Regions from separate parts of the Mus musculus genome. Here region 1 is linked to region 2. The links are chromatin loops, found by intact Hi-C in ENCODE. Cell type or tissue: left cerebral cortex. All regions are shown on one strand. Each heading gives the region's core, and the rest is flanking DNA. Links, peaks and the distances in the headings are about the cores only.

The links. Peaks named below come from ENCODE experiments on the same cell type or tissue, not always from the same donor. Only the 100,000 strongest peaks of a DNase experiment are listed, where the experiment ranks them.
Region 1: it touches region 2 in a loop (7-fold over the local background); 1 of 42 quality-filtered maps calls a loop at or near these places.

The regions. Positions count from the first base shown.
Region 1 is chr8:109,944,706-109,950,085 of GRCm38, forward strand. It overlaps Marveld3 (MARVEL (membrane-associating) domain containing 3), which reads right to left. Exons shown (of 3, transcript NM_212447.2): 3 at 3,204-3,957. The coding sequence ends at 3,320. Among named protein-coding and RNA genes, the nearest start is that of Marveld3, 15 kb to the right of the region's middle. In left cerebral cortex, for the core only: a CTCF peak has its summit at 2,838 (motif pointing right); DNase peaks (open chromatin) are centred at 591, 2,857, 3,483 and 3,662; H3K4me3 peaks cover 1,162 bases; H3K27ac peaks cover 700 bases.
Region 2 is chr8:110,068,881-110,074,260 of GRCm38, forward strand. No RefSeq gene overlaps it. Among named protein-coding and RNA genes, the nearest start is that of Zfp612, 8.2 kb to the right of the region's middle. In left cerebral cortex, for the core only: a CTCF peak has its summit at 2,920 (motif pointing left); a DNase peak (open chromatin) is centred at 2,903.

The DNA.
Region 1 (5,380 bases), core at 289-5,288, 120 kb before region 2:
TAATTATATGCATAACTAGGTTATTTACTAAAAATATGTTTAGGACTTTTCTACTTTGGGGGAAAAGAACATGGAAGACCTATTTTCTGACACCATGAAGACAGTGAAAAAAATGCTTGCTTTATTGTTAAGCACCTCATACAGATATACAAGGAAATATGATCATGGCTGCTCCCCACTTTTGCCCTCCAGCTTACCCCTCTCAACCTCATTTTGCTTTATAACTTCCTGTTAGGTCCAGTTACTGCTGCCCATCCTTCGTGGGTGTGGGCCCAGAGCGTGGGAGACCTCCAAAATGAATGATTCTCCCCCCCCCCGCCCCACCCCCGGTATGAAAATAGCGTATATATTTTTTCTGCTAGTCAGCTTTGTGCCCTTATAACAGAGTATCTGACCCAGGCAGTTAGTGAAGAGGGAGATGCTTGTTTCTGGAGTGACGCAGGGAAGAGTGGAGAAGGAAGGGGTCGCCGCTCAGCCAGATAGACCTGGTCAACCCTAGTAACCAATGAGTCATGTTTCTAAGAGCACCAGGCATCTCACGGCCAAGGCTTCTGTGACAGTAGAGAACACAGACCACACCCAATCCATAGCACCGTTTTCTGCTGGAATGGCAACAGAGATGACTCACTAAAGTTTATGGTTGAAGAAATGCACTTAGGAGGTGGAGGCAGGAGGCTCAGAAGTCTGAAGCCAGCCATGGCTTGGGGCGAGTAAGACACAAAAAAAGTCACTATAGGCAGCATAGTTGTCAAATGAGGGCTATTAGCTGAGGAAACCGGTTTATGAGCCGTTAAGTTCCTTAAGTATATCACAGCTGTTGGCACCGCAGGAGTCAGGTAGCTAAGCAACCCTGGGCAGCGTTCTTTCCATGAGGTTAAAGTGGAGCATTAGGACTTTAGACTTGGTGAGTGTTGCTTTCCAAGAGAATTAGCGTCCAGTTAAGCCTCCAGCTTACTGCTCTCTCTGCTCTCACCAAGTGTCTTCTAGTCTGTGGATTTCAAACAAGATCAGCTACCTCTCAGCCCAAGTAAAGGCCGTGTTGAAGTCATCTTTCAGGCTTCCTCTTCATCCGGAATCAACATTTTAAACACTTGGTTTCTTGGCAGCACACTCAGCTCTTTCGGTGTGCCTGCCAGGCAAGCACTGTACCCCCGCTTCTTGATACCTCTGTCCCATGTGATATATGGGCTGAGGTGGCACAAGTGGTCTCAAGTTTGTTTTCCAGTGCCAGTGATATTCCACGGCGTCCTGAAGGCCACAAGGACTTGTCTGTTACTTGTAACACACCTCTATTATGACTCAGAGGGCCGTGGTGGTGGTGGTGGTGGTGTGTGTGTGTTTAAGATCTATTTTTCTTTTTAATTATGGGTGTGTGTGTGTGTGTGTGTGTGCACATGTGCTTGTGGACTCCAGAGGAAGATAGCAGGTCCCCTGGAGGTTTAGTTATAGGAGGTTGTGGGCCACCTGATTGGATGCTGGGAAAAGCATCCTCATAACTGCTAAGCCATCCCTCTATTCTGTGTCCAAGTCTTATCTCCGCTGCTTACAGGTTTTGTGACTGTGGGAAAGTTAACCTGTTTAAAGCAGTTTAACATTGAACAGAAGTCACAGCTTCGGTCATTTGTGCCAAAGTGGTAGATAGGAAGAACTTCTATACCACTGAACAATAATGTTCTGCAGTGAGTCGCTGGTAAGGAACATCAGCCCTTGCCCTTCTTGGACCTTGCCTCCTCATTTGTAGCACACGAATGACAAGTCAGCGTAACCCGACAAATAGTGAATCCCATCGGGTTTGCTAGAGGGTTTCTAGTACTGAACTCTGGACTTGTGGCAGTGTGGTTAGTTTACTCCCTGATGGGTTCTAATCAGAAGAGGAGCTGCCACCCAGGAGCCAACCGGACACAGGGCTGGGGTCACATAGTCAGTCTACCTTATCCAGTGAAAGATCCAAGGTGGGCAGAGATAACAATAGGAACACAGAGAAATCATGAAAACAGTGCCCTGGGGGTGCCAGTCTTTTGTTGAAGGGCACACATGTGATTTTGGCGATTGTCAAAGTTTCTTTGTCACTTATCAAGCCTTAGTGCGGGACACTAATCACTACCAGGCCAAGGGTGACAATAGAGATTTCCCTGATTAATTCTCCCTGAGCTTTGCCTCATTTCTTAAGAATTCCTTCGTTTTTATTTTATGTTTGGATGTTCGCCTGCCTGCCTGCCTGCCTGCGTGTGCATGACCTGTGTGCCTGTGCCCTCAGGCAGGTTGGATCCTTGGAGCCGGAGTTACAGATGGTTGTGAGCTGCCATGTTAGGGGCTGGGAACTGAACCTAGAGTCCTCTGCAAGAGCAGTAAATGGCTCTCGACCAGCTAGCCATCTCTCTCCAGCCCCTGTTTTCCGATTTCTACATGGGGTGTGAGTGCAGATGTCAGGGTGTAAGCTTGGAGAACAGCCTGAGGGAGTCCATTCTTTCTCCACCATGTGGGCCCCAGGGGTCAGACTCAGGCCATTTATCTGGCTTGGCAGCAGGCACCTTCGCCTGCTGAGCCATCCCTCTGGCCATCAAGGACTTGTATTTTAAAAGAGAAAAATCAAAAGTTAATTCCAATGGCATAACCTTCCTCCCCACAAATGTACATGGCACAGCTAGTGGAAAATATTTTCCTCTGGCCACTGGGAGTTACTCATTTGAACCCAGCCCCACAACTGCCTAGTAGTGTGCTGTTGCCCCCCCCCCCGCAAAAAAAAAAAAAAAAAAAAAAGGAAGAAAGAAAAAGAAAAAAAAGTGTAAAATTATATGCATATAGGTACACGGCATTCATGCAGTGCCCTTGAAGTCCAGCAGAGGGCGTTGGATCCCTCCTTTCCCAGACGACTTGCGGACCATTGTGAGACACAGTGGGTGCTGGGAAGGGAACCTGGGTCTTCTGCAAGAGTAGCCAGTGCCCCTAACAGCTGAGCCATCTCTCCAGCCCCTCCCCATTGCCTTTATGCGGTTCCCACTACAGTTATTTACAGTTTGAGGGAGGAGTTCTACTGTAGCACGGCACATGCTACTCTCTGATGTGTCTTCTCTGGCTGGTCTCCTACTTAATTAACACTATAGCCTTACCACAAGGCAGAGCCCTATTTTCAAAGAATGATCCCGCCCCGCCCCACCTCCGCCCCCTAAGCTTTCATTGGAGTGGTCCAGCAGACTGATTGGTCTCCTTTCACAACTTTACTCTGCTCAGGTGCCTGAGCACTGAGGGAGCTTAGGAATCAAGTATGGGAAATCACGTTGTGCTTGTAGGGGAGGAACAAAGGAGGTTCCAGCTCTCCTTAGAGCGTCCCGGACCACAGGTATTCTGGAACATCACGGTAATTTCTGTGTTGTTCCTGGCTGTCTTTGTAGTGCTTCTGTTCTCGGTAGGCCCGCAGGGCCATCACCACGCTGGCCGCGTATAAAATCACTAGAAGACAAGCGAAGGTGGCTGCTGCCCCATCGGTGCCCGCCAGCTGGCAGTTCATCCAGGTGAGGCCCTTGCGGGCGTAGACTCTTTCTCTGGTTTTGCAAGTGTCGGTGGAATTGATGCGCAACGCCGCATACAGGTAAAAGCCAATGGCGACGCAGTAGCCCACCGCGGCCAGGAGGCTGAAGGCGGCCTCCAGCAGCAGCCATCTCCTGGGCAGCTTCCTTAGACTCTTAGCTCCCTGCAGTAAAACGCCCATAGTGAGGACGCCCAGCCCCAGGGAGACAGCCACGCCGCCGTAGATCAGGGGCGACCGCAGGATCGTGTACTGCTGGTCCAGCTGCCGAACCTGCTCCAACTCGGTGCCCTCAAAAGGTGAGTAATAGTTATTTCCGAAGCCGCTGCCGCTGGCAAAGCTGGCGCTGAATCCGGCCAGGACAAAATAGGAAGCCACGATGCATATGAGAACCATGGCATTCAAAATCACCTCCATTATCTGCACCACACCTAGGGGAAGAGAGAGTCCGGTTTAAGGTTGGATCACTCACCTGATCAAGGTAGGGGTTCCCTGGATCCTTTAAATAAATGATCTGATTCAGCAACATTGTCAACACTCTTGGTTTTGTCTTTTTTTTTTTTAAGATCTTTTTATTTTATGTATGTGAGTACACTGTAGCTGTCTTCATGCACACCAGAAAAGAGCATCAGATCCCATGAGGATGCTTGTGAGCCACCATGTGGTTGCTAGGAATTGAACTTAGGACCTCTGGAAGAACAGTCAGTGCTCTTATCTCACTGAGCCATCACTCCAGCCCCCTGGTTTTGTCTTTAAAAAAAAACAAAACAATACAAAACACCCTATGTCATTTTAAAAAGTCCCAGTGCTTGTGGTGGGACCCAGGATGCAAGCAGCAAGTGCTCTACGGATGGGCTGAACAACCCCAGCCCAGGTGTTCTGTTTCTAAAACATACTTTAAAATATCATTGCTGGCTGGGTGGGTGGAGTGTTGGCTCAGCAGTAAGCGCAATTGTTGCCCTTACAGAGGACCTGGGTTGGGTTCCCAGTACCCATGCACCAGCTCTTAGGCCGATTTAATTCCGGTTCCAGGGAATCCAGTGCCCTCTTCTGACCTCCGCAGGCACCAGATATACAAACAGTGCACACAAAAAACTCTCATATACATAAAATAAATATTCACATAGAAAAATCAATGCCAGGCTGGAGAGATGGCTCAGCGGTTGAGAGCACTGACTGCTCTTCCAAAGGTCCTGAGTTCAATTCCCAGTAACCACATGGTGGCTCACAACCATCTGTAATGGGATCTGATGTCCTCTTCTGGTGTGTCTGAAGACAGCTACAGTGTACTTAAGTAGAACAATAAATAAATCTTAAAAAAAAAATAAAGAGAGAAAAGAAAATCAATGCCAATCTGAAAAACTTGGAAATGCAAAAAAATTATATATATCTGGTCTTTGTAGCTCAGGCTAGCCTTGAACTCTCGATCCACCTGCCCCAGTCTCCAAAGTATTAGAATTACAAGCATGCAGTGCTGTAACTGCCTTAGAGTAGTTAAGACAGTTAAACATGTGTGTACTGTGTGGCTCCACAATTGTACCCTTAGGCATTAGCCCTAAAGAAATAAAAAGCTACTTGGCAGTTTAAGGAGAACCTTGAGGAGGAGGCCTGCCTGGGCTACATACTGAGAGCCAGCTTCAAAATTTAAAAAAAGAAAGAGAGCTCTATGTCCACACAAAAACACGTTCGTGAGTCTTGACAGTAGTAGCTTTATTTGTAAGAGCCAAATGCAGGGAGAGCTTATCTGTGACTGGGTCAGCGGAATGGACAGGGAGCGACCTGGGTAAGTTTCAAGGTGATTATGAGTGAGAAAGAAGTTCTGGTCTCAAAGGGTGACATAATGAGTGACTCCAT
Region 2 (5,380 bases), core at 207-5,206:
TCAAAGTCTACGAAACACAGCAAGTTGGCAAAAATTAGCATTTGAGATTTCTATTTGAACAGAGCTGAAGGCCTAGCTGGCCAACTGGCCTCAGGTAAAAAGTGAAAATGAAATGTACAAGACTAGGATTTCAAAATGTAGTGGATTAAATAAGAGTGACTACCAGCGCGTGATGATCAGGGAGTGGCACTCCTTGAGAAGCACTAGGAGGTGTGGCCTTGTTGGAGGAGTTGTGTCACAGGGGTGGGGGTGGGGTGGGGGGATGGGCTTTGAGGTTTCAAAAGCTCAAGCCAAATCCAGTGTCACTTTCTCTTTCTGCTGTCTGTGGGTCCAGATGTAGAATTCTCAGCTGCTTCTCTAGAATCATGACTGTCTGCAGGCCTCCATGCTCTCTGCTGTGTTGATAATAGACTAACCCTCTGAAACTGTAATTGAGGCCCAATCAAGTGTTTTCTTTTGTAAGGGTTTCCTTGGTCATGGTGTCTCTTCACAGCAATAGGACAGTGACTAAGACACAACAAATCGAGGCTAGGGGTTTAGCTCAGTTTGCAGAGTGGTCACCAAGTATGCGTGAGCTGCATCATCAGTCCCCAGCAGTGTATAAACTGGGGACATGCCTGTAGTTTCTGAATCCCAGAGGTGGATGCAGGAGGATTCATTCCATGTTACCCTTGGTTACATAGCTCTGAGGGTCTCTGTGCCACCACAGCCAGTAGAGAAATGATCTGAGCCAGAAGGTAGCTTGGCTCAACATGACTAAGTGGTTGGAGTTGGTTCAAACTTTGGGAGTCTGAATGTGAGTGGTTTGTTTTAGTCATATTTAAGCACAACACAATTTGGTGAAAACTTTCATGGTGATAACTCAATTCCACATGCACATCAAAGCTTAAGACAAAATATCTACCTCTTACGTTAGTCAAAGAGACATAAAGACTCTGTAAAGTACCTGTGACATTCCCCGTAGGGATGGGTTCAACAGATTGAAAACCTCATAACGAGGCTCTGGGGAAGGATCCAGGATGGTCTTGGTCACACAGCGCAAAGATCACTAGGCTATTAACCACATCTGCTGCCAGCTTTCTGGGTGGATAGCAGGTCAGACATCTGTTCCTTGGAAGGAACAACATTTTGTGTTTGACATTCCTGCTTCCCATATCTGTGAGCACAGGGACCTTCAGACTTCCCACATCCCACACATAGCAAGTTCAAGACCAGCCTGGGATACATGGGAACTTAGCCACCATTTCTGAAGAGCTTTAGATGAAAAAAATTTAGCTTTTTGAGTTGTAAAAAAAAAATCCACTTCCAAATTAACTTTAGAAAAATAACTGTCAATTTTATAAGGACTTACTAAAAACTATTTTGACATCTAACTAAAATCTCAAGTTAACCAAAGGCTTAAACATAAAAAAATGAGGTGAGATAGTACTAGAAGAGTTATCTTCTCTTTCTGATAAATGTGCTCTTCCATCTTCCCCTGTGGGTTGGAGCAAAGGCATACACTGCTCTTGCAGAGGACCTGAGTTCACTTCCCCAGCACCCATGTTAGGTAGTTCACAGCTGCCCATAACTCCAGCCCCAGGCCATCCAGTGCCTCTGCACACAACAGGGACCTGCATTCACACGCATGTTACCACCACACACAGTACACACATGATTAAAAAAAAAAAAACCCTAACTATGTGAAATCCTCTACAATGACTGGAAAGATGCTCAGTAGGTCAAGGTGCTTGCCGCTTAATCTGACTGCCTGAGTTTGATCTCCAGGGTCTCCACGGTGCTTGGGGTAAACCTACTCCCAGGGATTGCTAACTGGCGTGCTGGGCCACTGATATACTCTTGTAGAAATCACTGACAATATTGTCTTTTCGTCGGACAGGTTCAAGACTGATCATTGACACCTCTCTTCTCCCTGGAGAGAGGCTACCTCCATCTTTCCTACTTCTCCCACCCCACATTTAGGGTTATTCCTTTTGTAGGACTTTGCGTGCAGATTTCTCCCAGGTGGAGTTTCTGTGTATAAGCTTGTTGTGGCTTTTTTTTTTCAGTCTGCTTCCCATCTGACACAACAGTTCCTGGCCCTGGGTCTTAGCCTGTAATCCAGGTTTCTTAGACATTACTATGCACCAAGGGTCACCTGGAGGGCTCTTGCAAATTCCTTTCTCACAAGTTTCTAACAAGAATCACCGAATTTAGTGTTGAGTCACTCAAGATATTAAAAAAAAAAAAAGACTTTCCAGGGCTTGTCATCAGCTGGACAGAAGATATAGTCAGTGTAGTATTACATCAGAGCTGGTGAGTGTCTGCAGGTACCAGAGAGGTGTTGCTAAGGTAAAGGGGAGTTGGATTCCAGGAATATTTAAGTGCTGTTATCAACGATTTGAGTAGTGATGTTGGTCTTAAGTGGACAGTGACAGGGAATTGGGCTGAAACTGACTCTGTTAGCAGAGACCAGGATATACTTGTCTCTGCCCAGTTGGTCAGATGAATGAAAAAGAAACAGTTTGTAGGAGAGCTGAATGAGAAGGAAGGTCTGCTATGCTGCATCAACCAAGCCCAAGGCAGTGAGGAGGCGAAGAGCCCATGAGTGGGAGGGTCCGAGGATGCCCTTGTCATACTCACATAGCTGACCAGGCACCAGAGCCTGAGGAACGACTAGACTCTAATCCAGATGCTAGAGCTTATGAGAAGATGGAGTTGTGATGCCTTAAAAGGTAGGAAAGGGTCACTCTTACAAAAATTTGAGGTTTGATACGCAGAAGTTACTGTAGATTGTCGGGAGGTATAAAAGATAGGCTACCCTAGGAACTATCCTGCCTCAACCATCAAATTCTAGGCAAGTCCTTTCTCAGGAAGATAATCAAGAAAGCAGAATGTACCGCTCCAGCCTCATAGGTCGTGTGCGCCCTCTGCTGGGCGTCCTTAAACACAAGCAGCATGGCCCTTTGGTGTCGGGTGGAGGGTTGGATCAAGTTGATCAGATGAACTTTGACCACAGTGCACATGCTATTGTATGTATATGGGGCAGAGTGAGCATGTATGTGTCATGGCTTTGCTCCCACCTGCAGCAGCAAAGTGGGAGGCAGGGAGTGTCTAAACGGATTGAGGCCTATCGTCCCCTGTAAGGACAGCAGTGAAAGATGAGAGTGGTATTTATGGAATCAAAGAGGTTTCATTCTAGAAGGCTAACTAATGAGAAGGTTTGGTCTGAAGTGGCAGTACATTTTTTTTTCCTGGTGGAAGCTCTCTTGGCAGTGAGAAAAGTTCTAGATGCTTAGTCAATGGACAGTCAGTTAATGACAAATGTCCAGTTTCCATTGATGACACCAAACAACCCAACAAGCACAAACTGCAGAGTCTTGAATGGCTTGGCTCTTCCTTTTCAGACTGTTGTTTACCAGCCCGACTGCATGTCTGGATTTTTTGTTTGTTTGTTTGTTTGTTTTGTTTTTTGTTTTTTGTCTACCCTGACCTGCCTTCTGAGGTCCTGGACCCATTCACTTACCCTCAAAGTAAAAAAAAAAACCTAAACAACATCAGAGGAGTCTTAGGTAACCTGGATGCTGAAATTAAGCCAATCTTACACTGTATATATAAGAGGATGGCTTTAAGTGTGTTGCAATGCATGCTGGATAATTTTACATAAACTTGATACCAACTAGAGTTATCTGAAAGAGGGAACCTCAACTGAGAAAAATGCCTCCAGAAGATCAGGTTGTAGGTGAGTCTGTAGAGCATTTTCTTTAGTAGCTATTGATGGGGGAGGGGAGGACCCAGCCCATTGTGGGTGGGGCCACCCATGGGCTGGTGGTTCTGAGTTCTATAAGAAAGCAGGCTGAGCAAGCCAGTAAGCAGTCACCCCTCCATGGCCCCTGGATCAGCTCCAGGCCTCTAAGGTCCCTGCACTGTTGAGTTCCTTCCCAGACTTCCTTCAGTGCCATGGAAGTGTAAGCCAAATAAACCCTTTCTTACCCACTCTGCTTTTGGTCCTGGTGTTTTATCACAGCAATAGTAACCAGAACCGAGACACAATGTCAATTTTTAGGAATATAGAGCTGTTTTGTGGGCTGTCATTCATTTCCAGAATTAAATAAGGAAGGGTGACCACATAGGCAGAATCAGAACAGCGTGTTCTCGGCAGGGCCGAGGTTCAGGGTTAGAGAGTCTGACAACTAGACATTGCGGTCATCACGATTTTTGTGTAGTTCAGTCATCTTCAGGAGCCCCCCTGTGGACCTGCGGCTGAGACCCACGCAGTAGGCAGTCATGTGGCATTTAAGGGTCTTGCTTTAAGTACCGTTGTAACTTCCTTTCTCTCTGTCTTGCCATAACTAAGTGCCCTTAACCTTTAGGGGCATCTTCAGGGTGTGGAATTTTAAAATGCAAGCGCTCACCCATTGCTTCTGCCTTTCTTCAGTCTGTTATTTTGTTTCATGACCCTGAGTCTTAATGATTCCATGGCTAGCACTTAAAGCATAGGCCCTCTTCCACATAATCTGTGTAAGTTCTGTATCATTTGGCTTAGAGGTAGCATATGTTCAAAAGTCTTTAGAATATACAAGGAAGACTAGACCATGGAAGCCACACTGTTCAAACGCCTGAGCCAAGGAAAGCTTGGGAGGCAATGCGATGTGTCCACTGAGGTTCTGTTCTTCTCTGCTTTGGTGGTAATTAGTATATCCATCTTAGTGATAGAACCTAATGAGGAAACCCCCACTCAATTCCCAATCCGGCGTGCACCCAAAGAATCATGAATAGACCGCCCTGATGTAATTACATGAGGTCGTTTAATGACGGAGCTCCAGACTGACATGCATCCACACAGGAGATAACAGATGTCGGCCACGAGGCTCGAAAGCTAGGGGTTATTATGGGGTAAGGGGCTTAGGGGTGTGGAATTCAGCATAGCGACACACTATTGGCTTATTCAAACACCAGGCTGGCCTTGAATTCACAATCCTCCTGTCTTGGCTTCCTGAGTGTTGAGCAGATATGTTCCACTCTGCATGCCCAGCAATAAATTTGTCTTTGGTGTCATCTTTAGAGGGAAACAGAGACTATCTGCTACTCTGATAAGGTAAGGACTGGGCATTCTCCCAGCCAGGGGAGGAGGAGAGAGAGGAACTGAGGATTAACCATATGGAGAGAGTTCCAGAGACACCAGGAGTAAAACATCTGGATTAGAGAAAGCCAGATAAGTACTAAAATGCACATTTCTCGGGGATCTGGGCTAGGAGGGACATGGATTAGTTTAGAGGATTAAAATAGAGCAATACTGCTCAGTTGTTGTGCCCTTGAAGCTTGATAAATATATATATAACAATCAAGTCTCAATTATTTGGGAGCTGGCTGGGTTAAGAAGAAAACAAAAAATACATAT